Linked DNA regions of Homo sapiens: region 2 is linked to region 1. Evidence: chromatin loops called from intact Hi-C (ENCODE). Cell type or tissue: gastrocnemius medialis. All regions are shown on one strand. Each heading gives the region's core, and the rest is flanking DNA. Links, peaks and the distances in the headings are about the cores only. Region 1 overlaps DGKG (diacylglycerol kinase gamma). Region 2 has its middle 46 kb from the start of TRA2B.

What was found. Hi-C counts contacts between places; a loop is a spot of excess contacts. Peaks named below come from ENCODE experiments on the same cell type or tissue, not always from the same donor. Only the 100,000 strongest peaks of a DNase experiment are listed, where the experiment ranks them.
Region 2: a loop joins it to region 1, with 4 times the contacts of the local background. A loop is called at or near these places in 65 of 110 quality-filtered maps.

Annotation. Positions count from the first base shown.
Region 1 is chr3:186,250,498-186,266,731 of GRCh38, reverse strand. It overlaps DGKG (diacylglycerol kinase gamma), which reads left to right. Exons shown (of 25, transcript NM_001346.3): 14 at 1,426-1,485; 15 at 4,954-5,033; 16 at 6,219-6,293; 17 at 8,793-8,878; 18 at 13,550-13,639; 19 at 14,813-14,973. Among named protein-coding and RNA genes, the nearest start is that of DGKG, 100 kb to the left of the region's middle. RefSeq lists a silencer at 10,496-10,575 and enhancers at 11,156-11,205, 11,236-11,525, 11,626-11,685. In gastrocnemius medialis, for the core only: a CTCF peak has its summit at 7,027 (motif pointing left); DNase peaks (open chromatin) are centred at 7,001 and 11,891.
Region 2 is chr3:185,976,320-185,992,553 of GRCh38, reverse strand. It overlaps the pseudogene NMRAL2P. Among named protein-coding and RNA genes, the nearest start is that of TRA2B, 46 kb to the right of the region's middle. RefSeq lists an enhancer at 8,489-9,010. In gastrocnemius medialis, for the core only: a CTCF peak has its summit at 8,858 (motif pointing left); a DNase peak (open chromatin) is centred at 8,863.

The DNA.
Region 1 (16,234 bases), core at 3,920-11,919:
CAGCTACTGGGGAGGCTGAGGCAGGAGAATTGCTTGAACCTGGGAGGTGGAGGTTGCAGTGAGCCAAGATCACACCACTGCACTCCAGCCTGGGTGACAGAGTGAGACTCTGTCTCAAAAATAAAAATAAAAAACCCTGAAAAATACCAACACATTGGAAAATCATTTAGCAATATTTACTGTATTGGAAATATACAAACTCCATAACTCAAAAATTCTCCTCCAGTGCATCTACCTGGAAAATACAAGCATTTATTCCACCAAAAGACATGCACAAGAATGCTCATAGCAGCTTTATTCATAACAGTTAAAAACTGGAAACAAGTTAAATGACCATTAACAGGAGAATAGATGAATAAATTGAGGCATATCGGCATCTGGCATTCATAGAATGGGAAACTACATTGCAATGGAAAAGAACAAACTATGCATAGAGTAAAAACATGGAGAATCTCAAAAACATAATGCTGAACCAAAGAAGCTAGACTCGAAAAGATATGCTCTATGAATCCATTATATGAAATTCAAAAGCCAGGCAAAACCCATGTGGTATCAGGAGTCACAACAGGGTTATGCTTGAAGAGGTAGTAGTTACGAGGCCATCCCCATATACAAAATTCATCAAGCTGTACAATTTAGATTTGAGCATTTTACTATATGTGAGAAAACCTTAATAAAATAAACATTAGAAAAACAAACAAAACCAAGAAAAATGACAATATCATATCATTAGATAGTGCTCAGCCGAAAAGCCAAGTCGACGGCCAGGCGCAGTGGCTTACACCTGTAATCCCAGCACTTTGGGAGGCTGAGGCCAGCGGATCACGAGGTCAAGGGATCGAGACCATCCTGGCCAACATGGTGAAACCCCATCTCTACTAAAAATACAAGAAAATTAGCAATTAGCTGGGCGTGGTGGCACGCACCTGTAGTCCCAGCTACTAAGGAGGCCGAGACAGGAGAATCACTTGAACCCAGGAGGCGGAGCTTGCAGTGAGCCGAGATCACACCACTGCACTCCAGCCTGGCAATAGAGCGAGACTCCGTCTCAAAAAAAAAAAAAAAAAAAAAAAAGAAAGGAAGAAAAGCCAAGTCGCCAAGTCTAAGAATTTTCTTCTCAGAGCTCAAGCTTCTAAATCAACCAAGTGGAATTCTGCCACTTTCAGTGCTCCCCACTATGTCCCTTGCCTCAAAGGTAAAGTCAGCCCGTGATGTCATCACTGGAGGCCTGAAGAATCCTAGAAAAAGTCATAGGGGTACATTTCTTTATTTAGGTCAGAAGCCCTATGTTGAAAACCTCGTCTCCATACTACACTAGCTTTCTGATCTCTTTCTTTATATCAGCCGTTTGTTTTTCATCTGATCTCTTTCTTTGTGTTAGGCTTCTTTTTCCAAAAGATGCTTGTCTTTCCTTTCTTGTCACAGGACAGGCCAGGTGAGAAGTCTGATGGCTGCGTGTCCGCCAAGGGCGAACTTGTCATGCAGGTACCTCATGAGCTCTAAATCCGATTGCACCTTCTAAGTTGTTCCAGGGCTGTGGCGGGCAAGACGGGGTTTGGGTTCTACAGAAAAGCATCTCAGCATTTGCCTTCTCATCTGACTAATTATACCACCCAGGAGGGCATTTATTTGTGGCCTCTGGTGTTACCTTTGACAGCCACACTGTCAGCAAGTGGTGAGAGGAAAGGTTGACTGATCCCATTGCTGGTCTTATTGGGCTTTATTACTATTTTAGGAAAAAGTTACATAAAACTTTAATATGCAGATGTCCTAAATAATAACAAAGATGTGGCCTAAAAATAGACAATGGGTTTTTCAAGATTGCCAAGCTGTCTCCAGAACATGATCTGCCAAAATGAAGCTAACCAGATCTAAAAGTTCTTCTTAATCCTTAAATGTATACTTAAGAACTCATTTTTTTTACTTGGGTTCAGCAATGAACATTTTTTGTGTCTTCCACAGAGTTCCAAGGAATGCAGGGAAGGCAGCCTGGTGAGGAACAAAGAGTACTAGAAAAGGAAATAGAAAACCGGGGCCTCCTGCTCTGCCTCTGAGCCTTAAGTTTCCTCCGCTCAAAGGAGACACAGTAATCCCTGCCCTGCCCACCTCCCAGAGGTGCTGTAAGATTAAATGAGAATATACAGATTCACGTGTTGTGAAAAGTAAAAGGCCGGGCGCAGTGGCTCACGCCTGTCATCGCAGCAGTTTGGGATGCTGAGGCGGGCAAATCGCCTAAGGTCAGAAGTTCGAGACCAGACTGGCCAACATGGTGAAACCCCATCTCTACTAAAAATACAAAAATTAGCCGGGCGTGGTGGGAGGTGCCTGTAATCCCAGCTACTCGGGAGGCTGAGGCAGGAGAATCGCTTGAACCTGGGAGGTGGAGGTTGCAGTGAGCCGAGATTCTGCCACTGCACTCCAGCCTGGGCAACAGAGGGAGATTATGTCTCAAAAGAAAAAAAAGAAAAAGAAAAGTGAAACATAAGGCCGAATGAGGGGAGAATCTTAATATGTGAGAAAGCTCTAGACACCTAGAAGGGCAGAAAGGTGGGAAACACACACAGGCGCATGCATATCCACACCCGATACATGTATGCCAGTTGTTTAGGGCAGGCAGCCATCGGGTTGTCTTGCATCTGTTCTGATGGGGCAGAGCCCCCACTGTAGGACTGGCTGTTAAATACGTTGAATATCATCTCCAGAGGTGAGGGTTTATTCCTCAGCCTCCAAGATGCTTCTGGGCATCACATAGTCACCCTGGGCAGGTGAGACAAATTTTTTAGATCATCGGAAATGCTACTATCCTTTTCAAACAACATGGCACTGTGTTTGCTGGACTTTTAGCTTGAGATCTGGAAAAGCAGGCATTAGATATTGAATATGGAGCAGAGCTGTGCGTCCACATTGGTGTATCCTTCCACTGAACCCACAAGTATTTGCTGAGCACCCACTCTTGTGTCTGGTGCTATAGGGTCCTTGGTAGTAGGGTTACACACACCCCACTCTGCTCCCAATGCATTTTAAATCCAGTTGATGTTTTGAGTCATTTATCTAAGAAAGTAAAAAAAAAAAAAAATACAAATGAACAACAAAAGAAACTCCAGAAGATAGTACATGGTGCGTTTGTTTGCTTGCTTGCTTGCTTGCTTGCTTGCTTGTTTTTTGAGATGGGGTTTCGCTCTTGTCTCCCAGGCTGGAGTGCAATGGTGCGATCTCAGCTCACTGCAACCTTTGCCTCCCGGGTTCAAGCGATTCTCCTGCCTCAGCCTCCCAAGTAGCTGGGATTACAGGCATGCGCCACTACACCCGGCTAATTTTTGTATTTTTAGTAGAGATGGGGTTTCACCATATTGGCCAGGCTGGTCTCGAACTCCTGACCTCAGGTGATCCGCCTGCCTCAGCCTCCCAAAGTGCTAGGATTACAGGCATGAGCCACCATGCCCAGCCAATAGTACATGTTTTAAGTGCAATCATTTTAGTTGCAATGATGAAGGGAAACTTCATAGAGATGTCTCTTGAATTGAGCCCTGAGGATAAGCAGGTTTTTGTTGGTGGTGGTGGTGGTGTTTTTTGTTTGTTTGTTTGTTTGTTTGTTTTTCTTTTCCGAGACGGAGTCTTGCTCTGTCGCCCAGGCTGGAGTGCGGTGGCGAGATCTCAGCTCACTGCAACCTCCACCTCCCAGGTTCAAGCGATTCTCCTGCCTCAGCCTCCCGAGTAGCTGGGATTACAGGCACCTCCCACCACGCCCGGCTAATTTTTGTATTTTTAGTAGAGACGGGGTTTCATCATGTTGGCCAGGCTGGTCTCGAACTTCTGACCTTGTGATGCTCCTGCCCCGGCCTCCCAAAGTGTTGGGATTATAGGCGTGAGTGATCATGCCCAGCCAAAAATTTTTTTAGTAGTCTGCAAAGAAGGAAGTGGGCATTTCGGGACATGGAATGGGAGAAGAAACAAGCACGAGCAGACCCATGGGTGGGAATGCAAGAGACACACTCTAGACTTACTAGAGGAGCAAGAGCAGGACTTGGCTGCACCTGCAGCTGAGGGTTAGCAGGAATTAGGAGATAACAGTAGAATAGGGCTAGACTGAAAAGGCCTTTGATGCCAGGTTAGGAAATTTACATTTTATCCACAAAATCCAAATCCTCCTTTAATAATGAGATGTCTTTACAAGTTTTTGGGCAAGAGTGGTATGGCTGACCTGGTGTCCTGGGAAGGAACTGTGTGGGGATGGTGTGCAGGACTTACCTAGGGTGGGAAAGGCACAAGCAGCATGGGGCTGTGGCAGCTACCAGAGGTAAAGGGACATTTCAGGGAAAGACTTGGCAGGACAAGACCTTCCTTGGATGGATGGATGAATAACAGAAACAGGGAACCAAGAGAAAGGCCGAGTTTCATAGGGAGAGAAGATGGGTCATGTATGAGGCATGTTGAGCTTGTACTGATGGTGAGACGTCCAGTCGACAGTACTACCCACTGGCCAGTGAGAAATGTGGGACCAGGGTTCAGGAGGAAACTGGGGCCGGAAATGAGCATTTGGAAGGCGCCAGGGTGGAAGCGGGTGGTTCACTCCACGAGTGCTATTTCACTTACGCGTATGATCAGACGGCCGTGCTTTCTAAGATCATATTCAGCTGTGTCTCCCACAAAATTTCATCTTGTGCTGTAGGTACAAGACCACGTCATCGTTGAATGATTTGAAGCTACAGCATCATTGTCCCATCGCTGATCCTGACCTCAAACCCTCATTTCCGTTAACACTACTTAAAGGCCATTCAAACTGGAGACACTTAGCTACTTAGCCCCTCCGAAAATTCAGCCAGTGGAAAAACACCTGACTGCCTGCCCTCCTGCTTCTCATCTGCCTCTCCGAAGCTGTCTTGGCTTCAACTCTCATCTCACGCCCCCTATTGGATGAAGCAGAGCTAATTTCTTTTTCTTTTACCTTTCAAGTATAAGATCATCCCCACCCCGGGTACCCACCCCCTGCTGGTCTTGGTGAACCCCAAGAGTGGAGGGAGACAAGGAGAAAGGTACGTTCTCTTCTGTTTCAAAGTGGAGCAACTAGGGCGACACGACTCAGGCCCTTCCTCCCCTTGGCAGGAACACAGCAGGCTGTGGAGACAGGCAGACTCAAATCCCAGCACTGCCACCTGCCACTTTATGACCTGGCCCAAGTGACTTAATGTCCCCGGGCCTCGGTTTCTCCCTCTGTAAAATGGAGATAATTATCATTCCTCCTCTCACAGGTGAGAACAGACACGGTGCTTAGCCCACAGCCTGCCACGTGAGCCATTATTAAGACCACTAGAGTTAGACCACGCTCTGAGATGCCTGTGCCTTTCTAGCCTCTCAGATCTCTTGATTTAAGAGATGATGGGCAGCCCGTTGATTAGGACCTGCTGGGCTACCGTCACCCGTGAGAAGCCAGTGCATCCACCTCATCAGTTTGCTGAAATGCCCAGTTCAGCGGAGGCTAGAAATTGCTGAACAGCACAGGTGGACAGGGAGAATGGTTAAAGCAGCTCTGCCTCCCAATTCCGGGATCATTAACAGATGGCACCGTGATCTGGAATCCAGGTTAAAAAATAATAATTAGTAGAGTTAAAGCAAGAACTATGAGGACCCCCACCCCTGTCCAAGGGGCAGGACACCCCTCCTGAACTGACCTGACAATTCCAAGCTGGAGCCAGGAAAGCAGGCCTGGGTGCAGTCACGGCCTCTCAGCGCCCTCCCTCCCCCACAGCCCAACACCACCTCCTGCGTTTCCTCCTGATCCCAGGACTGCAGGGGGCCTCTCCCTGGGGAGGAGGGGGTCCTGTGATGCTTTTGTACAGTCTGCAGAGGGCAGAATCACACTGCCTAGACCATACAGAACATTTGGGAGAAGGTCTCTGTGGAGGATAAAGCTTTAGAATGAAAGTTCTGTTCTCTGGGTTTCTCTGCCCTGTCCTCTTTGTAAGGGGCGATGCTTCTGGGCTTAGGAGCTGGAGTCTAGGTTGGTAGTTCAGCCTTGAACCGGGAGTGATAACACGGGTGATGCCAGGTGGAACCTGGACGCCAGGGTCAGCAGGCAGTGCCCTCCCCTCCGGGGTTTAAATGAACCCTCATCCCTGCCACCAGTGGGCTCCAGAGGTGTTTGCCCTAATGTGACTTCTCACGATGACATATTCCTTCTCTGTCTCTCTCTCTCCCTCCTTTTCTTTTTTTTTCCATAGAATTCTTCGGAAATTCCACTATCTGCTCAACCCCAAACAAGTTTTCAACCTGGACAATGGGGGGCCTACTCCAGGGTATGGAGATCACAATCTTTACCTCTTATTTCTCCCCCTCCCTTTTAAACTCCAATGAAGATGCCTCTTTTGTCACCTTTTTTTTCTTTCGTCTCTCAACTTGTTCCTTCCTGCCATTTTACTCCCTTTCTCTGCTTTTTCTCACGTCTGACTCTGACTCCTGGAGATACTCAGGATGCCCAGGAAGGCTAACTCTGTTTGAGAAGTGGCCTCCTGTAGCTTGTCCTAGAAAAAGTTATTTTATAAGAGGGGGAAAACTGCACACACCTTTCATTTGATTGACAGGAGGAACAGGCTGGTAAATTATTTTAACTTATTTGCAAGGCTCTGTTAGCTGGTGTCTTCATACTGAATCATCAGAGAAGAGAAAGTTTTCTTATCATTGTCAGTCAGCAGTTTGGAAATCTAGACAGTGACTCAGAGTTCTGCCTTGGTGTTCCGTTGTGGGGTCATTTTAGGATCAAGACAATTACTTGTTCAATGGAATCACTTTTGTTTTCTAAATCATTCGATTTTGAGGTTGTTTTGCTCCTCCTGCCACTTACTCATTGGCTATTCTCTTCTCGTTAGCATGGGGTTGTAAAGAGGCCTGGTGGGAGGCGTGGTCCCTGTGTCTGCGGCTAATGGTGAGCTGCAGGTCTCTGTGATGCGGCCCCTACAGCACCTGGGCTAGAAGGCCAGGAAAGCCTGGGCTTCCTCCCAGTCCGGGCCGGTGCTCGAGAGCCCTCTACTGGCCGGCCCCGGGCCCGGGGCTGTCTGCATACTCTGGGCTGGGCTTGCCCAGCACGCAGCCATTTGCCCAACCTCCAAACCAGGATTTCTGCTCCGGGTTCAGCTAGACCCCTCAGAGAGGTTGGAGTAAGGACTCTGAAAAGAGAATTTGACCCTGTCTTTGGTTGGCTGACACCAAAGCTATTGTTTATGGCAGCGGTAGTACAAGGCCCAGTTAAAAAGAGAAAGAAACATAAGTGCGGATTCAGTACACCTGCCATGATTTACCTGTAAAAGTAATTTCAGAACAGAGCCCACCTCTGTACACCACTGCAGTTGCCATCACAGTCACCGTGATTGCCATCACTGCTGAACAGTACAGCCTTGTGACGGAGCAGCCCCCCACAGACACCTTTACCAGCCCACTGTCAAAACTGGCAGACAGTCCTCCAGCTTCACCTCGTGTATTCTAAATTGTTTTCATCTGAGACGACGAGCCAGGTGGCTACTTCCCGGGCTGATACGCCCTGAGGGTCTCTCATGCGCATGTCACTCTCTAATCAGACAAGCTGCCTAGCTGGAGGGAGCGTCTGTTCAGAATTCACTTCCCGTCGGAGAGTCCCGTCGGAGAGCAGAGTTCTGCAAGAGAAGGAATGTTAATTTGCCTACACATGCATCAGTGATTCTGAAAGCTCCAGGGCTCTTCTCAGACCACCAGGCTGGGCAGATTGGAAATATTGACCTTAGGCTTCCCAAGTTCCACCCCCAAGGTGTCCGCAGGGCACATTCATTCTAAAGCAGAGGTTCTTAACTTTTTTGTGCCAGGAACCCCCTTGGCAGTCTGGTGAAGCATAGAAACCCCCTCTTGGAATATTTCTTAATGCATAAATTTAATAATAAAAGGTGACCAGGGAAACCATATCAAAAAACAGTTATTAAAACAGTAAAACAAATTAGTGATATGAGAATATATGAGCTTCACCAATACGTCAAATAGGAAGACCCAGAAGTGGGTCTAATAACTACCGTAAATTCCAAGCAGTGATGAGCATGGCAGTGGTATGAGGCATCTGTCACAACCATAATGAAACACTAACATGGCTGTGATTTTGACCGCTGACAAAGTCATGGGTATGGTTCCAACCTCTGTGGTCTGTTGCCTACATGCTGAATTGAAGGAAATACTACTAATTTCAGTTTGAGCTTAGGGAAAATAAGAATGTATTATTTTCTCCTCCAAGTTAATGGCCCTCTGAATCCAATCCATAGAACCCTTGGAGGTTGGTGGACCCCAGGTATAAGCACCCTGCTCTCCAGGGTTAAGGCTCCTGAGAAGAGAAGGGCATCACTCCACTCACTGTGGCCCACAGGAGAGTGAAGAGAAGATCCAGCAAATTCGGTGCATCTTGCTTACCAGGGCGGGTGTCAGGACAGAGCAGGCAGGAGAGCCCGAGAGGAGTGAAAACACTGGGGGCTATTTGTATTGACGCCAAAACTCTGGACTCCTCTGCGTAACTAGTACAGAATTTCTAGAAAACCATTTTCCATTTGTGTCGAATGTTGAGTCAGATTATCCTTGCACAAGGATGGCCCCCTTGGCCTTGGCTCCATATTCAAGGCACTGCATAGTAACTTCTGGTTTCAGAACATTGAGTGACCCTTTCAACCACAAAAGGAATCGAGGTCTTAACATACTCCTGGGGAACAGGGCAGACTCTGACTCAACATGTATCAATGTCAGCTGCAACCTAGTAACAAGCCCATTTTGGCCTTTCTTCTTCTTCCCAGGTTGAACTTTTTCCGTGATACTCCAGACTTCCGTGTTTTGGCCTGTGGTGGAGATGGGACAGTTGGCTGGATTTTGGATTGCATTGGTAAGCATGGGCTGAGAGGGCGTTTGCTGCTTATTTATAGTAAGCGTATTTACAATCAGCAGAAGGCAATAAAAAAGAAAGAGACATGGAGCCATGTCTGTTCATCCTTGTATCTTCCCCTGGACCAACACTTGACTAAATATTTGCTTTGGGTGGAAAAAAAAAAAAAAAAGAAATAAGACAATCGAATGATTCCCTCCAATACGGAGGTAACAGTTTAGTTTCAGGCCTTTCCTGTAAAGCAGATCTGTCATGGCTGGGGTTTGGGCAGTGGCAGGACAGGCCAGATTTGGGGGGTGGGAGGACAGGAGTGGAATTCTGGGCAGACCCTTTGGGGTTGGTAAAGGCCAGAGAACTAAGCATAGATCATAGCCTGGGACAAATCACCTTGAGATGAACACCCGGAGCCTGAGTCCAGAAAGTGCATCTAGAAAGTACAGATCAGTGCAAGCAAAGAAGGACCACACTGAGCTGTGTCCAGTAGAGTACATCTAGATAAAAAGGCCCAGGCCAGAAGGCTGGTAGCCTGAGTTCTACCCAGCTCTACCTGGATCTGTGGGTCCTCGGACACATCAGCCCCAGTAAGTGATGGAAACTGACTGAAATTCTGGGATGGAAGCAGAGTCAAGATCTAACCCTACAGAACCCAGACAAACACTGCAAAGTGTAATATAAGGACAAGAAAGCGGCCGGGGGAGCACTGGGGAGGACAGTCATCAAAGTCAGAGACTGGGCCCTGAGCGATGAGCCCTGGGCTTTCCATTCTTCATCCCAAAAATGCTGCCTGTGCTCCATGATGTGTCAAGCTCTCCCCAAGGCACTGGAGATACAGCAGGGAATGAACGGACAAAAATTCCACTTTCATGGAGCACACCATGTAGAGGAAAGAGACAGGCAATGAACAATTAAATAAGTGAGACATAGTATGTCAGGAAGTGTTTAAAGTACAGCAGGGAAGGGGCACAGGGAGCTCAAGGCTGCAATCTAACACCTGACAGAGAAGACAACATTGGCATGGAGATCTGGAGGAGGGGTGAGTCAAGTGGATACCTGAGGAAGGGCAGTCCAGGCAGAAGGAACAGCAAAGACGAAGGCCCTGCAGTGGGAGCAGGCCAGGCTGCTGGAGGCAGGCCAGCATGGTCAAAGCAGAGTGGATTCGAGAAAAGCTACAGCGGATGAAGCAGAGGTGACGAGGGGCCAGGTGACTAGGACATATAGGGCATTCTATGGAATATGGCTTTTATACTGGGAGGGTCCCATGACATTGGATGGTTTTGAGCAAAGGAGGAACATGACAGATTAAGAGAAGAGGGCAGAAGCGGGGAGATCAGTTCGGAGGCCACTGCAGCAGTCCAAGTGAGAGATGTCCAGGGCTTGGACCACAGGAGAAACAGAGTGGTGGTGAGAAGTGGCCAGCTTCTGGATATCTTTAGAAGGTGAAGGCAATACGATTTGCTGACAGACTGTATGTGGGAGATGAGAGGACGAGGGAAGTCAAGGACAAGCCAGGACTAGACCGTGACCAGGGCAGAGAAAGCCGTGCCTCCGGGGGCTGTAAGTAGACCACCTAGCTGGGCGAGAAGGCTGCAGGACCGTACACCTGCCGCCCGCCACTCCCCCGGGCGCTTTGGTTGCCATGGACACAGCCCTGCCAAGCAGCCACCCACGCTCTCCTGTCACCTTGGGCTCTGGAGTTGTTTGTGGGAGGAGGGAGGAGTCCTCCGGGAGCCAAGGAAGGAAAAGCTGATCTGCAGAGGGTGGATGGCTGCGGTACCGGACTACTCACACGGCTCCCTCTCCACCATGAGGGAGAAGTAGGCTTTGGCGGAGAGCTTTATGCAGTTCATCCGCAGAGGACACAGGTGATAGAAGCTGCTCAAAACAGAAAGAAGGAAGATCACAGAAGGAGGAAGAAACATTAGTTTTTTTCACAGGTTAGTGACCCAAAGAGAAAAAAGCAGAAGCAAAAGGGATAACTGCGTAAGATATTCATCCGTTCACTCTCATTTCAGCACTTGTTCAGTGCTCTGCAGCGCCCCCCCATGGTCCCCTCTCTGATCTGTTCTCTCCCTACACCCATAGCGATCTTTCCTGCATGTCACTGGGTGCATGGTGTGCATAAAGCACACCAGTGGCTTCCATTATTCTTGGGATAAAGACAAAACCCTTGAAGTAATCTACAGGGCCCTGGGTGGTCCAGCTGCTGCGCACCCTTCCAGCCTTATTTCTACCTCCATCCCTCTCCATCTGGACTCAGGTCCCGGCCCATCTCTCAGACCCCTGGGCGTTCCAGTCTCCCTTGCACCTCAGGGCCTTCACACAAGTTGGCCACCCTGTCTGCAGTGCTGCCCCAGCCTTCACTCAGTCAGCTTCCACTCCAGATCTCAGCTGACATGTGGCTTACTCAGGGGAGCCTCCCCTGACACACCCACCAGCCTCAGTCACCTTCTTATACGACAGTGCTCCTCTGTTTGTTTTCCAACGTGAATGTGAAATGATGCATTATCTCCATGGATTCCTCATTATTATCTGTCTGTCCCACTGGACAGTCGGTAAGCACCATGAGAACCCAAGCCACGGCTTTTTTGCCCACTCTCAGAGCCGGAGCACCTAACACTGCATCTGCATATAGCAGGCTTCAGTCGATATGTATGAAGATGCTGTGAGAATGAGACCCAGTCCCCCTCGGGGAGGTTACAATACATTCAGGGAACAAACAAGGAGATAATTACAAGAGAGTACAAAGAGATCATTTCTGGTGCTAAGGAAATATTCTGACGAGGCACCAGGTCCAGGCTGGGGCAACTAGGGAGGGTCTCCCAAAGGCAGCTTCTGAGCTGAGCCACAGAGAGCTTTGTGCTTTAAGGAAGTGAAAACACTTGAGAACGGTTGACATGTTGCGTGGGAGGCAGGATGTGCAGAAGGATGAGGCTAGGGAGAAAGGCAGAGCCTGCTTCCTGGGCCTACTGTGGTAGGCTATGGGGCCATGAGGAGCCACACAGCCCCATCCCAGAAGTGAAAGCAGTGAGCCAGTGCGAGGGACTGTGGTTCATGGACTTCCCTTCTTGGTGAAAGTGTGGGTGACACACTAGGAGGGTGGAACTGGAGGCGGAGAGAGCCGAGAGGAGGCTGTTGCAGCGATACCAGTGGGAAGGAATCATACCTGCACTCAGGCATCACCATGGGGATAGAGAGAAGAGATTGCTTGGAGATCTAGTAAGGAGACAACACATAGAATGTGATATGTGAATGGATGTGTGAGGGAAAAGGAAAAACCTAGGGCGGCATACAGCTTTCTAGCCTAAACACCATAACAACAGTTGACCTGCCGAGGTGGGGACACAGAAGAAGGGGCAGACACAGGAAACAAGAGCCTTCTAGGCAAAGGGAGCAGGCTGTGCAAAGGCAGGGAGGCAGTGCTCTGAACACATGTTCTGAGGACAACGAGAGGGGCCATTGCATTGTTTTGCTCTCTATCTCAAGCCTTCCAGTGGCCATCTCAGTCCTGGGTCTTGCCTGCGCTCAGCCATTTCTGATATAGGTCAGACAACCTGGAGGACCTATGAGCTCCCAGTTTGCCAGGACAACCCTAGCTTGAGCCTTCCCTGCTGATTCCTGCATCTCTCCTCACGCCGCAATCACATTGCTCACATCCAGGGGCACCATGCGTGCTGAGGTCTCATGGAAATACCCACCCACCCCCAAGACTGATGGATGCCTGTGCCCTCTTCAGCTCTCCCAGCCTAGACAATATGCCACGGTAGATCTGAGGCCAGATGAAAACATGTTCTATTGTGCTTTCTCTGATGGTTCTGTCTGATGTCCTTCACAACTGTCAGAAGAGGAATAATTAGGAATCTGTGTCATTGCAATTCTGAGAGGTGGTGGAAGTGACAAACTGGTTGTGGGGGCCAAATAACACCTGGAGGTTTTGTTCATTTAGCTAATGTTAGTTTTTAAACTTTTAAACTCGAGTGGTGAACAGTTGAAGGTGAGCATCTTCAGCTTGTCCAATGTCCCACTATTCCCTAGTGTCCTAGCCCCACCTGTTTTACTAATCTGTATACCTGCCTGGCCCCTGAAGAGAGGAGGGGAATGGACTTGGAGCCATAGAGATCTGGGTTTGAATCCTGGCTCTGGAATTACTTTCCCTGTCTGCCATTCAAGTATTGACCAGGCCTAGCTGCTGCAGTCAGATGAGATTGAGCGTGTTCAGGGTAGAATGGTTGTAGACTACTTTCCCTCTGTCAATCTCAGTTTCTTCAGCTACTTGAAGGAGGATAATCCCTTACAAAGTTAGGCTGAGGAATAAATGGAGTAAGTGCTGATTATCATTAAGGATTAAAAACATGCAACTTAATGTTTTGGGGTGTATGCTGCCACCCCAAAGGACAGATTTAGGATGAAATTTGAATAAACATATGCAAGTTGCAGGGATACAGATTTAGCTCAATATAAAATACAAATGGACAGATTTAACTCAATTAGTGGTGGTTAACACGCTGCAGATGGGATAGATGGCTTTAGGAAGTAGTGTGTTTCCCATCAGGGTGGTATTCAAACAAAGAATGCTATGGAGGGGTTCAAGCATCAGATCAGGGATAAAAAGACAACTCAAACATTCTACAGTCCCATGGCATATGGTTCTCTGTTCCTCTGTGTGTCTTGCAGATAAGGCCAACTTTGCAAAGCATCCACCAGTGGCTGTCCTGCCTCTTGGAACAGGAAATGACCTTGCCCGTTGTCTCCGCTGGGGAGGAGGTGAGTTTGCATGCTAATGGTGGTACCCTGGGAACAGGTGTTCCTGTTTACAGAGATGCTCTACAGAGCTAGGCTGAACTTACCCTTTTATGGATCACATTCCGCAGCATAATACTCAACTCTGCAGTCATGTCAAGTCCATGACCCTTTCTCTGCCCTCCATCCCATGCTGAATCTAGAATAGAAGCCCCTCTTCTGGGCTCTGGGAGCTTTTTCTCCCTCAGCCCCGAGTTTACTATCATCCTGAAACCATCAACTTAGAGCCTGCTTTCCCCAGTAGAAAGCAATCAACTGTAGGGTAAAGACAAAGTCTCATATGTCCCATCCCCAGAGTCCCATCCAAGAAGGTGCTCACTTAGATGTTTTCTGTGTGAAATTCCCTCTCCCACAAATGGCTGATCTTCTGAATTAGGACTAAAACTGAGGACCAAAATGCTACATCTCCAGTTACTTACCGTCACTAGAAGCATTCAGATCATCCTAAGCCCCATAGCCATGGGCCCTCATTTTGAAATTTCCCTAAGAGGAAACACAGAGTGGTAACCAGTGTATAAGACAAGGGGCAGAGAACTTTGCAAACTGCAGTAGCCCCCATGGCGTTGGACATGCGCCAGAAAATGGAGAAGTTCAGCTCAACACATGGAGCAGACAGATCAGGCTGCCGGCCAGAAAAGGGGTGGGGACTCCAGATGGCTGCTAATTCAGAGAATGAGTCAAGACCAGGCAGTGCAATGGTCAGTGTTCAATGATCAGCTATGCTTGGTGGGCAGTGTCAAAGCAAGCAGGACCTAGGCCTAGCGGCCATCTTAAAATTCTGCCTGCCACACTGTCCATCTCCCACATGACACAGCCCAGAAGGATCTGCTGTTCTCCCATGCAGAGACTCCCAGCCATCCAGCCCACCGCTTCTCCAGGGTTTGCTTCGCTTCAGCTACACAGGCCTGTGACCTTTAGCTAGCACCCACTCCCTCCCCTGCCCCCAGCCTCTGATTACTTTCAGTTATCCTGCCCTTCTCTGTGGCTCGGGGAACGTAAGTGTCTCTAGCCCACAGACACAGTGGGGAGTCCCATAGTCACAGATGCCCTGGGCTTACCTGCCCTGACAACTACCTGTGCATTAGCAAGAATACAGCCTTTCTGCTGTGGTGGCAAATGCAGTGCTGTCCTCCACAGGTTATGAAGGGGGCAGCTTGACAAAAATCCTGAAAGACATTGAGCAGAGCCCCTTGGTGATGCTGGACCGCTGGCATCTGGAAGTCATCCCCAGAGAGGAAGTGGAAAACGGGGACCAGGTCCCATACAGCATCATGAACAACTATTTCTCCATTGGTGTGGTGAGTTGGTCAAAGATCACCTTTCTGTATGGAAGGGAAACGCCCAGGAAGGGTTCCAGCCTTCTGTTGTCCCCTCTGGGTCCCTAGTGTCTACCTGTCTTACCTGCCCCCCCAGCCCTGAGTTGGGTCCAAGCATTCTGAAACTTGGCCTGAGTGTGGACACCCTGATTGCACCCCCGCTTTATTCCCCATCTCTTGCTTAGGGAGTAAATTCTCTCCTCTGTCATTTTAACTAACACAGGAAAAGACAGAAAAATTTTCAAAAGACATATTTTCTCCTTCTGCAATTTGTAGCAGTCGTAGAAAAGCAACACCAAGAAATAACCGGGGGACAAGGTTGGTAGGAAACTCTCACATGAGCTTCAGGAACTGGGAATTCTGATCTTCAAAGGAAGACCATGTGGTCCCAAGTTGCCCTGGCTGGCTTAGCCCTCAGATTTCCTTCTCTCCTATTCTCTCTTCTCTCAACCCCATTCCACTCACTCCATGGGCATCATAAACCTCTAGGGGAGTCTCCTCCCAGCTGACCCCTTAGGCTGAATGCTGTGAGCCTCCTTGATGCTCCCACAGCCCTTATGCTCACCCCATTCATGCACACTCTGCATTAGGTTGAAGGAATTGGTTTAATGTGCTTATCTGGTGCCCCCCACTGCCATGCACACACACACACTCCCTCAGTGCAAGGACAGCACTCTGTTCCTTTTTCACCCACTAGCCCCAGCACATCTAGTGTAGCTCAGCTTCTGGTCCAAAGAGGATTGGAGTGGGCACTGCTTCCCAGGCTGCTGTGAACAGGATCGGAACAGGAGGGGACAGATCAATCATTTCTATAAATGAAGCTGGGGGTTGGGAGGGGGTGGGAGTGCAACAAAGACACTAGTATTTACTTTTTTTAAGAATGACAGAATTGGTCAGGCACGGTAGCTCACGCCTGCAATCCCAGCACTTTGGGAGGCTGAGGCGGGCAGATTGCCTGAGGCCAGGAGTTCGAGACCAGCCTGGCCAACATGGTGAAACCCCATCTCTACTAAAAATATAAAAATTAGCCGAGCGTGGTGGTGGGTGCCTGTAATCCCAGCTACTCGGGAGGCTGAGGCAGGAGAATTGCTTGAACCTGGGAGGAAGAGGTTGCAATGAGCCGAGATCACGCCATTGCACTCCAACCTGGACAACAGAGCGAGACTCTGTCTCAAAAAAAAAAGAATGACAGAATTATTGAACTATTTGTTCTTTTTTTCAACAAATATTTATCAAATTTTTT
Region 2 (16,234 bases), core at 4,088-12,087, 270 kb after region 1:
TAATCCCAGTACTTGGGAAGCTGAGGCGGGCGGATCTCTTGAGGCCAGGAGTTTGAGACCAGCCTGGCTAACATGGTGAAGCCTCGTGTCTACTAAAAATACAAAAATTAGTCAGGCATGGTGGCTCCTATCTGTAATCCCAGCTACTCAGGAGGCTGAGGCAAGGGAATCACTTGAACCCAGGAGGCAGAGGCTGCAGTGAGCCAAGATCGCACCATTGCACTCCAGTCTGGGCAACAGAGTGAGACTCTGTCTCAAAAAACAAAAAAATTCATTAAATTCCCAAAATGTTTCTATAAAGCAGCTGGTATTATGCCCATTGCCCAGATGATGAAGTTGAGGTATAGAAAGATAGTCCCATGCCCAGTGGAATGTGTAAGCAAACTTTGCTGTAGTGAAGTTCAGACTGTATAACAACATTCTTATTTTGAGAAGCCAGAGGAAAAAAATGATGTTGATTCCTGTAAATTTGTATGGGACTGCAGTTTTCCAAGCACACTCACATGCATTATTTTCACATCATACTCAGAATGGCTGTGTGAGGAGAATAGTAATATTCCCATTGCAGAGATGGAAGAATTGAGAGTCAGGGAGAAGAAAGGATTTGGCAGCCAGAAACAAGATTTGAACATCGAACTGAGTCCAGACCCAGTGCCTTTTCCATGGAAGAAGGCTCTGTTTTTATATGTAAATAAAACCTTCTATAGCGTTTGATAAGAAAGAGAAGGGCATTCTCAGGGGAGAGGGGATCAGGAGTAAAAAGGTCTTTGGGGAGAACTTAGGATGTATGATTTAGAGTCTGAGGTCCACACGGCCAGGTTACACTGATACACAATGGTGTCATCATCACATGCCAGCCTGGAAGCCATGCCACCTGGACTTGAACCCAGATTCTGCCTTTTAGCACTCATGCCTCGGTTTCCCCTTCTGTCAGTGGTGCTAATCATAGTACCTGTACCTCCTTCATAGAGAATGTTGTGAAGAGTTAACATAAGAAAAGTACTTAGAAGAGGGCCTGTTATTTAAGATAAATAAGCTTAATGAAGATGTGCTATTATTACTATCATTGTTACTACTACCTCTTCCACTAGAGGGTCCTGGGAATGAGGCTTGGTTGACAAGGAAGGCCTTAGAATCTCAGGTTACAAAGTTTGAACCCAAAGGAACAAAAGTAAGAGAAGGTCAATTTTAGTTGAAACAGGATAAAAGTGTTTAGGACAATGAAACCAGTAGGAGTGTGTAGGCCTCCCCAACACGTCTCTCCATCTGGATTACGGTCCCAGCTAAGGGCTTCCTCCATCATCACACTCACCCCAAGACACTGTAGTTGCCTGTCAATTACCTGCCTCCCCAGCTGGACCATGTCTGTGTTACGGGTGCATCTAGTGTCTAGCGCAGTGTCTGGCACTAAGTGCTCCACAGATGCTCTTCTGATGAATGAAGGAATAGATGAATGGAGTAGAATGATAGTTTAGAAAAGGAAGAGTCTATGGGGATACCAGCCCAGGGGCAGGCTCTGGGCTAGGATGAAGATAGAGGGAGTGAGAGAAAAGTAAGAAATGCAAGAGGCATTTGGAAGAAAGGACAAATAGGAATTTGTGAATGACAGACTATGGGAGTTAATGGGAAAGGAAGAGTCGTTGACTGCAAGCCTGGGCTCCTGGATGCTGGCAGTGGCCCTGTTAAAGATGAGAAGAAAGAAAGAAGTTGGTTTGAGGGAGGAGATTTGCCCTTGACTTTACCCTTGTTGAGCTTTATAGAAGTTACTGGTGGTAGCTCACGTCTGTAATCCCAGCACTTTGGGAGGCCGAGGTGGGTGGATCACTTGAGGTCAGGAGTTCAAGATCAGCCTGACCAACATGGTGAAATCCTGTCTTTACTGAAAATACAAAAATTAGCCATCTGTGGTGGTGGGCACCTACAATCCCAGCTACTTGGGAGGTTGAGACAGGAGAATCACTTGAACCCCGGAGGCAGAGGTTGCAGTGAGCTGAGATCACGCCATTGCACTCCAGCCTAGGCAACAGAGTGAGACTCTGTCTCAAAAAAAAAAAGTAGTGGGGGTAAATGGGGTAACACAGGGCAGCGTTGGGTGAGAGGTGTTGGCTGGAGATGGAGAGTTGAGGAGAACCGATTTGGTAACCTCAAGGAATACCTCTTTTTCTGGAAAAAGGGTAAGTACCAAGGTAGTAGTGGGCTGACCAGTCAGAACCTTGGAGGAGCCCTGGGGAAGACAGGCTGAAATAAAACACAAGCAAGAGGAGGGAATATTCACCAGGTGTCTTAAAAGAAGAAGGGCAGCTCTTAGCTCTTAGGACCACTTGCTCCCCTTTTCCTTTCTTCGTCAATCCACCCTTTGCCCAAGACTTGCCAATGGAAGAATTGAAACAGAAAGGAAGGCCATTTTATATCAGAAAGCCGATTTAGCTTAAAGTGAAGCATAAGAAGAAGAGCAAGCCATTTCGGGTTTTGTTGCTGTTGTTGTTGGTTTGTTCAGTTTCCTGGAACCATTTTATTATAATCATGGCTATCATGAACCCATAACTTCTCCTTTCTGAGTTTCTACAGGAAAGCTACCACTGCTGGGTTCTCAGGAGGACAAAAGCACAAGACCATTTCTGCACTTTTCTGCTTCCTGCTGGTAGGTGGGAAATCAGGGAACAGAAAACTAATGCTCATTCACACTATGGTACAATGGAAAGAAAATTGGCCTTGGAGTCGAATAATCTTAGGTATGCTCTGCAAGGAATGGGCTGACTCCGCACCTTTCTGGGCTGGTTCCCTCAAACACTGCTGATAATGATTCTGAACTCAGGAGATGGTTATGATGACTGGATAAAGGGGTTAAGTACCTTGCACAATGCAGATGCTCCAGGCACACCAGCTCCTGGTAATTCTTGCTGTTTCTCACAGGAACCTCACAGGCCTCTGCCATCTGCAAGCTTCAGACGAGCCACACAAGAGAGGCAAGCTAGGAGCTCATCCCCAAGGGAGCTTTCAGACTCATGGTTTCAAAGAATTTTCACTTTATTACACATTTGTTCAGGCTTCAGTCTGATTTGACTAAAATGTAAAGACAGGGCCGGGCACAGTGGCTCATGCCTGTAATCCCAACACTTTGGGAGGCCAAGGTGGGCAGATCACTTGAGTCCAGGAGTTCAAGACCAGCCTGGCCAACATGGCAAAACCCTGTCTCTACTGAAAGTACAAAAATTAACCAGGTGTAGTGGTGCATGCCTGTAATCCCAGCTACTCAGGAGGCTGAGGGAGGAGAATTGCTTGAACCTGGGAGGCGAGGTTGCAGTGAGCTGAGATTGTGCCACTGCACTCTGTTGCCTGAGCAACAGAGCGAGACTCTGTCCCAAAAAAATAAAATAAAATAACATGTAAAGACAACCTCACATATTTGGGGTGGCCAGGGCAGCCTGGCTTCCTAAGCTAATCACAATGTACGGGTTCAAGTTTAACCTCATCTCCAAACAAAATGTCTATTTCTTGCCAAAAGAAGGCTCAGAAAGACTAAACTGTCTACCTCATCAGTGGTGTACTCATTTGGAAGGGATCCAAGAGTGTTGGAGTCTGGGCCAGCCAAAAGCACCCCAGCCACTTTTGGAGAGAGCAGGCGGAAGTGAGGGCTCTGATTTTCATGTTAAATCCTCATTTGGCCTCGGAAATGTTAAAAATAAACTTTCACCTGCATCTGATTTTCCTCTTTGTTATTGCAGCCATTGTCTGTTTGAACAAAGAGGTAGCAAGAGCCTCTTTGAGCAGTTCATAGAGTTCAAGCCAGAGCCCAAATTGGAGGGACACAGATGTTAATGAACAAGAGGACCAGCAAGAGTGCCACTGGGAATTAAAAACTCCCCTAGGATTTTCAGGTCCCTGATGGCAGGCAGGGGAACTACAGACCCCATTTTTCTGTGCCAGCTGCCCCCACCTGGCTTTCAGAAGGACTTGGGAGCTGCATATGGATTTCCCCCTAAGCAACTTGATACTAAATTGAAATCTTGATGATTCAGCCCCCCATTACCCCAACTCTTCTCTCCTGTCTGCTTGTATTTTGGAGGCTCCATCAGATGTGGGTGGGATGGGGTTTCCAATAGGATAAGAAAGCACAAACTAGGCACTACAGAATGTGTTGTTGAATTTAGAGGCAGTGTGTCATTGTAGAAAGATCCTGGGTTTAACAGCTAGATAAATCTGGGTTCAACAGCTAGATAAATCTGGGTTCGAATTCATTACTTTTCAGCTGTGTGACCTTGGGCAAGTCACTCGACTCTCTGGGCCTCAGTTTACTTCTCCATAAAATGGGCATAAAAATACTGTACTGATTAAGGTGATGATAGCTGCTATAATAAACACACACCCTCAAAAATGTCAATTGCCTCTAATGTTATGGAAGTTTATTTTGTGTTCACATAAAATTGAAAACAGGTGCTCCTAATCTGTGAGCCGCTCTCCTCTAAGAGGGAATTTAGGTGGCTGGGCTCCACCAAAGTCATCAGCATGGACATCAGTCCAAAGGTGAGGGGAAGATGATGGAGGACTGTGGCAAGTGGAAGAGATTTATGCCAGGCCTAGAAGTGTCACACACCACTTCCACTCACATGCTAGTGTCTAGAACAGTCCTACAGCTGTAATTAATTTTTTAATTACAGTGTTTTTGTAATTGCAAAAAACGCTGAGAAATGAGGTCCAGCTGTGTACCAAAGAAGACAAGGAAACCAAGATTGGTAAACATCTAGCTAGTCTTTGCCACATACACCAACTTTTCAGGGAGATACTAAGCTTAAATAAAAGAGTGACTATGAGGCCAGGCGCAGTGGCTCATGCCTGTAATCCCAGCACTTTGGGAGGCTGACATGAGAGGATCCCTTGAGCCCAGGAGTTCGAGACCAGCCTGGGAAACATGGTAAAACCCTGCCACTGCTAAAAAATAATAAAAAAAATTAGCCGGGCATGGTGGTACATGCCTGTAGTCCCAGCTACTCGGGAGGCTGAGGCAAGAGGATCACTTGAGTCTGGGAGGTCAAGACTGCAGTGAGCTGTGATCATGCCACTGCACTCCATTGTGGATGACAAAAGAAGACCCTGTCTCCAAAATAAGTAAATAAATAAATAAAAATGATGACTATGAAACAGTACAGTTTTCAACAAATGTTGGTTACTTGCTTCTTTCTTTTCCCCATGGCCAAACATTTGCCAGAAGCAATGAGGGAATGCTTTATTTGTAATAACACAGATAGGAGTGAGGCCTGCTGACAAGCTCCTCAACCCCTTCACCCCACAGCCAACACCCACTACTTCTCTATAAAAGGGGCATAAAAATACTGTACTGATTAAGGTGATGATAGCTGCTATAATAACACCCAATAGTTCCCCACTGCCAAAGAGGAGGACCCTGGCATTCTGTGGGTGCTCCTTCCCCTCGTGATCAGGCCAGTCACTCACGATACCTACAGCTTCACCAAGTCCCAGCCCTTCCACAAAATCAGAGGGTTCAGGAATTAATCCTAAAGTCAGAAAACCACCATTTAGTAATAACTGACACAAGTTACATCTGGGGTTTTTTTGTTGTTTTTTTTGTTTGTATTTTTGTGACACAGTCTCGCTCTGTCGCCCAGGCTGGAGTACAGTAATGCGATCTCTGCTCACTGCAACCTCTGCCTCCCAGGTTCAAGCGATTCTCCTGCCTCAGCCTTCCAAGTAGCTGGAATTACAGGCATCCGCCACCACGCCTGGCTAATTTTTGTATTTTTAACAGAGACGGGGTTTCACCATGATGGCCAGGCTGGTTTGGAACTCCTGATCTCAAGTGATCCGCCCCCCTCGGCCTCCCAAAGTGCAGAGATTACAGGCGTGAGCCACTGCGCCCAGCCACAAGTTACATTTGACTGTCAATGTGTTTCTATTTAAATGTATTTGTATTGCCTTTAGGTGGGTCGCACGGTCTCCTGTCGGTACAGTCGCCACCACTCCCTTCTGTGCTACATCTGGCTTGTTTCCTTCATCTACCAGCCCGGCTCTTGGAAACCTTTGGGTTTGATCCCCCAAGACCTCCTGAGGGCTCTCTCGATTTCCACGCAGGGCTTCCACACTCAGCCCCGTGACCCCTGTCTTGCCCCCCGTTAGCCACGCAGATCCACGGCCTTGCCGGTAGCCTGAGGACACCGTGGCTCCGCATTCTCTTTCTGCACATGCGCGAATGTTGAGCCCGCCCTCCGCCAAGCACTGCCTTGTCCTCACCCCAGTGTTAGTTTCGTTATTCTCTTGTGTGTGCATCTGGGAGACAGGATTAACAAGCAATATCCTATGGAAAGTTGTGGTTTCACAGCATATGGGTAGATGGGTTTCACCAACTTTTAGAGTTGATCTTTATACAGTGTTGCACATTAGCATTTATACATTGTTTCTAAGGAGAATATGTCCAAATTCCAAACAACTGAATTCTGAATGAATCTGATGACCGAATCCTTTTATAACTTGAGAACTCTGCCCTTGTGTGGTCTTGATGGGACTTCAGAGCTGCAAGCGTCCCTTGGTTGGGAGGGAGGATCGAAGTTCTAGTGTGTGGTGAAAAGCTCATGGACTTTGGAAACATACAGACTTAGATTTAAATCCTGACTCCTAATAACTGTGACTTTGAGCACGTTACCTAAACTCTGTGAAGTATGTTTCTTTATCTATAAAATGAGAAGATAATCTTTCTTAGAGTGTCGATATAAGATTCAATGAAAGTGTATACCTTCATCTCTTAGAGTGGCTAGGACGTAGTAAACACTCATAAATAATTATTATATTTGTTATAAGGAAGACAGGACAATCGATAAATAATATTTGTTAAATTTTTAAAATAACTCTTGCTTATGTAAAAGTTCAACATAAAAGTAACAATTTTTTTTTTTTTTTTTGAGACTGAATCTTGTTCTATCGCCCAGGCTGGAGTGCAGTGGCGCAATCTCGGCTCACTGCAACCTATGCCATCCAGGCTCAAGCGATTCTCGTGCCTCAGCCTCCCTAGTAGCTGGGACTACAGGCACGCATTGCCACACCCGGCTAATTTTTGTATTTTTAGTAGAGATGGGGTTTCACCATGTTGGCAAGGCTGGTCTCGAGCTCCTGACCTCAAGTGATCCGCCCGCCTCAGCCTCCCAAAGTGCTGTGATTACAGGCATGAGCCACTGCACCCGGCCAAAACTAACAATTTTTATTATGGAAAACTAGGGGAAAGAAGAAACTTAAAATAAGGAAAATAGAAATCAACCAAAATTTTACTTCAATGAAAACATTTATTAACATTTTGGCATATTTTTCCTTCCAATGTTTTACTATGTATATGTAGTTTACACAATTGGGATTAGGCTAGATATAATGCTGGATATAATCCAATATTTTTCACTTAAAACATAATTTTTCTCAGTAAAAATTCGTCACAAATGCTAGTTCTAAAGAATTTACAGTTTAAAGGAATTTTTAAACTTCAATAATTTAATTATCCATTTCTTAAATGCTGAACATTTTGCTTACTTCTATATTTTTGCTCTCATGAAAAAATACTTTCATATAAAATCCTCAAAATTATATTTTTATCTATATTTGTGTTTATTTACTTAAGATGGTTTCTTAGGAGTTTTGCCAAGTAAAGGGTGTGTACATTTTTAATCCTCTTGCAACACTCAGCGGGGCAGCCCGTCAGAAATGCTATAGCAGCCAAGGTGCAGTGGCTCGCGTCTGTAGTCCCAGCACTTTGGGAGGACGAGGCAGGCGGATCATGAAGTCAGGAGTTCAAGACCAGCCTGGCCACCATGGTGAAACCCCGTCTCTACTAAAAATACAAAAATTAGCCAGACGTGGTGGCGGGGCGCCTGTAATCCCAGCTACTCAGGAAGCTGAGGCAGGAGAATCACTTGAACCGGGAGGCGGAGGTTGCAGTGAGCCGAGATCGCGCCACTGCACTCCAGCCTGGGTGACAGAGCAAGACTCTATCTCAAAAAAAAAAGAAAAGAAAGAGAGAGAAAGAGAAGAAAGAAAGAGAGAGAGAGAGAGAAGAAAGAAAGAAAGAAAAAAAAGAGAGAGAGGGAGGGAGGAAGGAAGGAAGGAAGGAAGGAAGGAAGGAAGGAAGGAAGGAAGGAAGGAAGGAAGGAGAAAGAAATGCTATAGCAACTTCTACTCGAGATGGTTTAAAATTCATGTTATTGCCTTCCTGCTCACTCCTATGAGGAGTCCAAGTCAGGACTACATTGCCAGAGTGTTCTGCTCTGTTACTTGGGAGAATGGACAGTGCCTGAGGGCCGTTCAATACGCACTTCCTAACAGTGCCCCAGTTTCCTTTTAGTGAATTGTCTCTGCCCCTTGTGTAGTCTTGATGGGATTTCAGAGTTGCAAAGGTCCCTTGGGTTGGGGAGAGGATGACAAGCAGTGTGGCCAGCGGAGAAGCCAGCAGCAGGAGCACCAGCATCCAGCAAGGCTCGGCCCCGGCTGCCAGGCGGAGAAAGGGCAGGCCCTGTGCTCTGCACTCCTGGAGCAGGGTCTGAGACCCCTCTATGCAGAAGGCTCACCCTTAGCCTGAGGGCCTTCCTCTGCATGGGGCGAGCCAGTGCTGGAGTCTTTGGATAATCCCTTGGTCCTCCCTTTCCTTCCCTTAATCTCAAATCCGGCACGGAGAAGGCACTTCACCCCAGAGAAGGTGACCAGCGCATGTCTGTCGAAATGGCCACGGAGGGTAACCGACAAGGCTTTAAGATGCGCCGTATAACTATCTCCTTTGGCTTTATTCCCCAAAAAAGCCCGGGGAAAAAATCACCTGGGATGAGGCTGGAGCGATCCTTTCTTATGCTGGACTCATACTGCCATCTAGTGGTGGGAGAAGGAAGCTGGGAAGGGACGGGACACCGGGCAGCGGGCGGTTAGAGCAAGATGAACCTGCAGTCCAGGAGGCCAAGGTCAGGCGACACTGGGAACCGCCCAGGGGGCACTTCAGAATTTTGGGAGGCATATGAAGGAGGCAAGGGGAGGAATTATGCTCAACAATAATTATAGCTGTTTTTTTGCCGGGCGCCGTGGCTCATGCCTGTAATTCCAACACTTTGGGAAGCCGAGGAGGGCAGATCACCTAAGGTCAGTAGTTCGAGACCAGCCTGACCAACATGGAGAAACCCTGTCTCCACCAAAAATACAAAATTAGCTGGGCGTGGCAGCGCGCGCCTGCAATCCCAGCTATTCGGGAGGCTGAGACAAGAGAGAATCGCTTGAACCCGGGAGGCGGAGGTTGCAGTGAGCCAAGATTGCACCATTGCACTCCAGCCTGGACAACAAGAGCCTCTGTCTCAAAAAAAAAAAAAAAAAAAAAAAAAAAAGAGAGAGAGAGAGAGAGAGAAGAGAGAATAATTACAGCTGTTTCTTGAGCACTTACTACCTGGCAAAGACTATACAAAGTGCCTCTCATGCTTTCAATCTTTCAGTCCCCCCAGCAGTCCCCAGTGAGGATGGGGAGACCAAGCCTAGAAATCAAGTAACTTGACCAAGTTCACACAACTTGTCAGTGGCAGAGGCAATCAAATCCAGGATTATCTGACTTTGTAGCTTGAATTTCTAGGGTCATTTCTGGAATCACGGAGAGAGATCTTCTGCATCCTTTCTATTCCATCGCCCACACCCCCAACCCTAATCTACTCCTGGACAACAAAGGGTGCTCTTGTTCACTGAGATGCACGGCCCTATTTCCACCTTCTGTGCCTCTCTTGGGTCCCCAAGTCTCTACCTGAACAACTGCAAAGGGAATCCTTTCCCTCCTTTGGCCTGGAGACTGTTGGGCAGGACTGGGAGAGGATAGTGGGTGGAATCTTTTGTCCACTGTCAACAAATATTAAAATGTCTCAGACTAGTTGGAAGTTATTTTCCCTTCTTTGTTATGTGAGATTGAGGTCCCTAAAGTGCACAGTCTCATTTCAGATCAGCCACTGCAAAGTTTGGTTCTAAATCCTGGAAGGACTTCTCATGCTTTCCAGGAACAATTGTTGGGACTGATCCATGACAGCCCTGGCCTGTCTCAGTCTTCTTTTTTTTCTTTTCTTTCTTCCTTTTTTTTTTTTAAGAGATGAGGAAGTCCGGGCATCGTGGCTCATGCCTGTAATCCCAACACTTTGGGAGGCTGAGGCAGGCAGATAGCTTGAGGCCAGAAGTTTGGGACCATCACTTGAGGCCAGAAGTTTGAGACCAGACAGCTAAGCCCTGTCTCTACAAAAATACAAAAAGAATTAGCCGGGCATGGTACTATGTGCCTGTAGTCCCAGCTACTCAGGAGGTGGAGGCAGGAGGATCACTTGAGCTCAGAAGTTTTAGGCTGCAGTGAGCCATGATTGCACTACTGCACTCCAGCCTGGGTGACAGTGTGAGACCCTGTCTCAAAAAAAAAAAAAAAGAGAGAGAGACAAGGAAGGTCTCACTCTGTCTAGAATGCAGTGGCATGATCACAGGTCACTGAAGCCTCAAATTTCTGAGCTCAAGAGATCCTCCTGCCTCAACTTCCCAAGTAGCTGGGACTACAGGCACACACTACTATGCCTGGTTAAGTTTTGTTATTTTTTTTAGAAACTGGGTCTTGCTATGTTGCCCAGTCTGGTCTCAAATTCCTGGCCTCAAGCAATCCTCCCACCTTGGCCTCCCAAAGCGCTGGGATTGCAGGTGTGAGTCACCATGCCCAGCCATCCCGGTCTTAAAGAACCAACCTGCCATCCCAGCAAACACACAAAAAGTCCAGGGACCCTTGGGCCTATAGTCACTCTCCACATGGGGGACCCTGAGGTTATTTAGGGAACAGCAGTCGTTCTTCCTGTCTGGCCCACCCAGATGAGTAATAAGTCATCTATTTTTAGTTTAGGGTTTTGTTTTTCTTTTTCTTTTCCCTTTTTAGAAATTTATCCAGGCCCATTTCCCAGGGCTGAGCACTTAAGTTGCACTAAATTTATTGCTGGGGACTTGGTACTTTGAAAAGGAGAGTGGTCCTCAAATGCACTTCAATTGTGATTTCCCCCCGAGATAAAAATTTGCTTGCAACAACTTCAACATCATTTATTCAATACTTATCCCTGGGAGTTCTAAAAGAAAAAAGGCTGGCTTTTGCCACCACCAAGTCTCTCTCTCCTGAGTGAGATTCCAGGCCAAGGGCTCTCACACAGGCACCACCATCTCTGTCCTTGCTCAGGGACTTCTATCATCACATGCTGGATAGTGGGGGAAGCCCCCTTCCCGGAAGTGGACAATCGCTCGCCCTTAAAAAGTATCAGTTGGTAGTTCTTTTGGGGGGATAAAAACCACACCCCCCAATTCACACAACCAATGCACCTGTTTATTTATTTACTTATTTAGAGACAGGTTCTTACTCTGTCACCCAGGCTGGAGTGCAGTGGCATGATCACGGCTCACTGCAGCCTCAACCTCCAGGCTCAGGTGATCCTGCAACCTCAGCCTCCAAGTAGCTGGGACCAAAGGAGCACAACACCATGGCCTGACTAATTTTTTTTTTTCCAGAGAGAGGGTCTCACCATGTTGCCTAGGCTAGTCTTAAACTCCTGGGCTCAGGCGATCCACCCACCTCAGCCTCCCCCAAAGTCCTGGGAGGACAGGTATGAGCCACTGTGCCTGGCCACTCTTTTCTTGTAATGATAGAATTAACTATTTACTCATTTAGTCAATCAACATTTATTGATCACTTATTATGTACCAGGCACTGGGATAAAGATGACTGTTAGTCACTCACAGTAAGGAAGAAAACTAGCAAATAAGACGATTACAATATGATGTAGAAAATGCTAAGCCAGAGATATAGAAAGGTCCTATTGGGTCCTTCTGTCACCTTGTCTTTCCACATCCCTACCCTTCACAGGCCTTCCCTCCAGCTTCCTGCCCCCGCTCCCCACTGCAGATCCCCTGGATTTTGCCTAGAGCTAAACGAGGAGATGGGCCCCCTGGCCCTGGCATGACTTGAACCCAACCACAGACTGGAAAGGAGCCTTTCGAGAGTGGATCACTTTGATAAGAAAACACATAGGAATGAAGAGAAGTCCACAAATGGCCACCCGTGCTGGTGCTCAAGAAAAGTTTGCAGAATGGATAAATGAAGGATCAAGGAATTAATAGATGAATAATTGAATGGTGGCTCAATAGATGACTTCATGAATGAGTCAGAAAATAAACTTCCAATCTTGAGGCAAAACTGAATTTTAGCATTTCCAATGCTTGTGCTTGTTCATTGAACACCATGTTCCCCAGAAAATTCTCTACAAAGATGTTCATTTTTTTAAGTTAAAAGTACTTAAAAGTTCACTGGGAATTTTGCAATGCAGTTGAGAAAACTGGAGCTGCCTAGGGGAATTTCAGCATTAGGGCTTGAAATTACTCACCCAGGAGAAATCCCAGTATAATCTGCCCTCCCATTAGTGGTAGGAGAGAAGCTCCAAGTTCCGAGGCTTCTCATTTTACCAAACAGGTGTACCACCCTTATCACTAACTAGCAAGTTAAATGTGAATCAAATTACCGTGTTCTATCACCAATGCAGTGCTTCCTACTGAAGAGGCGACCGCAGGAAATCCTTCGGTGTTGCAAACAATTGCATTCCAGCATGTTCTGTCAACATGAATGTTGTGCCGTAAAGAGGAAAAGGATCAGAGAGGAAAGAGGCTGTGTGGTGCAGAGGCCTATCTGAACAGCTGATTTTCTACATGCCCTTGAAGGCTCCCTGGTTCTCTGAGATAAACTGGCTGAAGCTTTTGACTTTGGGATTTAGTTGGTGGGTGAGATTGACATCTCGGTCTGGCTTCATTTCATAGAAACGACACATATTGGCTATTTCCTTTGCTGCAGGGAATCCCAGCTTCTCGAAAGCTTCCGGGGTAATCTTTTAAGAACAAATAAGAAGACAGAAAATGTTATAGCCCATACTTAAAATAGTTTGAAATGACATTATTCACCTTAATGATGACACAGGTCCATAATTCTTTTTTTTTTTTTTTTAAGACAGTGTCTCACTCTGTCACTCAGACTGGAGTGCAGTGGTGCGATCTCGGCTCACTGCAACCTCTGCCCTCCGAGTTCAAGTAATTCTCCTGCCTCAGCCTCCTGAGTAGCTGGGATTACAGGCACCCGCCACCACGCCCGACTAATTTTGTGTATTTTTGGTAGAGATGGGGTTTCGCCATGTTGGCCAGCCTGGTCTCAAACTCCTGACCTCAGGTGATCTGCCCGCCTCTGCCTCCCAAAGTGCTGGGGTTACAGGTGTGAGCCACAGCACCCAGCCAGGTCCACAATTCTTTAGCCTAACTCCAAAATCCAAGAGACTCTAAAGTTTTTTTTCCCCCATAAGCCATTTGGCAGCAAACTGACCTTTTTGAACTAAATTAGTGGCAAACCTGATCTAACTATGTGAAGCTATTTATGGTCTTTAATCATACCATTTAGTGGAAACATTCAAATATTTGCCTGCAGAGATATAGATGTGTTTGATTACAGGTTCCTGCTCCAGCCCGTGCTGGTGATGTTATATATGTAGACAATAACCTATCTAAAAGCCGAAAGATTCCTAAAGCTGAATTGTTTCTGGCCCCAAGCCTTTTGGGTAAGGTACTGTAGATCTGTACCAGCCTTCATGTGAATAGCACCTCACAGTGCTCTTGCCTATACTTCCTCTTCGTATTCCCCCACCAGCCCTCTGAAACCGTCCACCCACCTGGGCCTCCATGCGGCATCAAGATCCCCCCTCTCTGGCACCAGGCTCTCCTTCTCACCTGGCTGATGGCCCATCCATCCTCGCTCCCTTTCTTGGTTAGAGGTCTGTATTTTACCTCCAATTGCCCCAGCCTTTGCCAAGGCCAGGCCCAAGCAGAAATGGAGCCCATCCCACGCCAACTGAGCTGCCTTCTGTCACCTTCCATAAAATCCACTCCTTGAATCCTTTCTAACACTAACTAGATCCATAATTCCCCCTACTGAATTAGCTAAAAATCATTTCTATTGGATCCAGTATAATCTGTCTTTAGCCCTCAGAGATAAACTCTGACTTTGCAATTTTACTTGGCCTTTAAAAAAGGTGACAGACACAAACAACTTAGGCAAAACAATGATTGTCACATGCATTCATAATAATGAGAAAATTAAGAACAACCTACATGGCCAACAATACAGAAATGGTAGAATTAATTGTGGTACATCTACTCTCAGAACATAATGCAGTTTAATGTTTTTGGAGAAGTTTAACAAAATAGAAAAATTCTCATAACATTAACTGAAAAGGCCAGAAACAAAATGGTACATTTAGTGTTATTTTAACTGTGTTAAATATATGCATATGTATATATATGTGTGTATATATGTATACATTTAATACAATAATACAATTTAATAATTGTATTAAATATATACATATATACACATACTTATATATACATATACATATGTATATATTTAATACAATAAATATATATAAGTATATACAGTATATACATATATAGATACTTATATATACTGGAAAAAGACAAGACAATCTGTCAAATCTTAACAGTAGCTATCTCTGAGAGATTGAACTACGTGTGATTTGTATTTTCTTTTTCATAATTTTCCGAGTTTTCTTCAATAAGCAGTTGCTATTTTTGAAATCAGAAAAACGTTGAAAATTTGAAGTGAGTTTGGAAATAGAAGTCTATGTGAGAAGCATGGAAGATTCTTTCATGTCTGTCTCCTTGAGTCACTCTTTCATCCATAACTTTGATACCACATGTACTTCAGTAAAATAAGGGATTCTTTTACTGCAGATTTTTGAAGGAAAGAGGTCTGTTCTGTTATGTCTCACTTTCTGAGAAAACCATCTTCCTTTGGGGGTTAGACAGTTTCAACTAGACATTTCACACCCACTTGAGGAGGTAGGAGGAAGTCAGACCGTGAGGGCTGGAGCGCCACCTTGTGGCCAGATGCACCCTTCCCCGGAATTGTCAGACCATTCTACAGAAGTTCCAGCCTCTGATGCCCTACAGTCTGTGGTGCCAGAGGAGCTTCAGCTGCATTATAAAACAATTTGTATACCAAGAAGTGTCAGGGACCAAGTATATGACTAATAGATGCTTGGAAGGTTCTGAGCAATTCAGAACAATGTCTACTGCATCCTCTAAGAATCAATACACACACTCATCCCCTACACTCACGCTCTCTCTTTCTCTCCTTCCTTACAGAGTTCAAAACCACAAGACAAAATGAACATATGACCCAAATGCAAATGGCCTGGGAGAAGGGTCACTGAGAAGTGAATGTGTACTCAGGTGCAAGGAACCTTGCAGATCTTCTTGTGAGCCCATCTTTGAGTGGGTGGCTGCCTTCTTGGGTTCAGGAGTAACAATCTCTCCGAGAAATGTGTGTGTGGCTTCAATGAGATAACCAGATGTGGTTTTGTGGCTGGATTGACTCCCACACTGGTTTTCCAGAAAAAAAAAAATATCTCTTTGCCTCCTCACAACTTCAGTACCCGAGGCTGAATTGGGAATCTAGATATCCCCTCTAGAATCATTGGACCAAGAGCTGTTGATCCAAACAAGAACCAACTTTCTATCCCTAATTCTAGGAAATATTCTAGAACATATGTCAACAAACTATTTTTTTTTTTTTTGAGACGGAGTCTTGCCCTCTCGCCCAGGCTGGAGTGCAATGGCGCGATCTTGGCTCACTACAACCTCCACCTCCTGGGTTCAAATGATTTTCCTGCCTCAGCCTCCCCAGTAGCTGGGATTACAGGTGCCCACCACCATGCCCAGCTAATTTTTGTATTTTTAGTAGAGGCGGGGTTTCACCATGTTCGCCAGGCTGGTCTCAAACTCCTGACCTCGTGATCCACCCTCCTTGGCCTCCCAAAGTGCTGGGAAACAAACTTTTTTCTAAAGGCCTAGATATAAATATTGTAGGCTTTGTGGGCCATAAGTTCTCTGTTGGAACTACTCAACTCTATCATTGTACCCTGAAAACAACCTGTTTTCTTTTCCCTTCCTCTTGTCAATACCTGCTTGGGGAAATGGCTGGTGATGCCCAATATCACCAATTCTCACTCTTCTGTAAAAAGTCTGTCCTGGCCAGGCACAATTTCTTGGAGAAAATAACTTACCCCCAAGCCCAAGAAGGCAGCCCCCCACACAAGGAGGCCATTCCTGCATGATTTATAGCATGATCAGTTGCTGAGGGCTTACTAAATGCCAGACC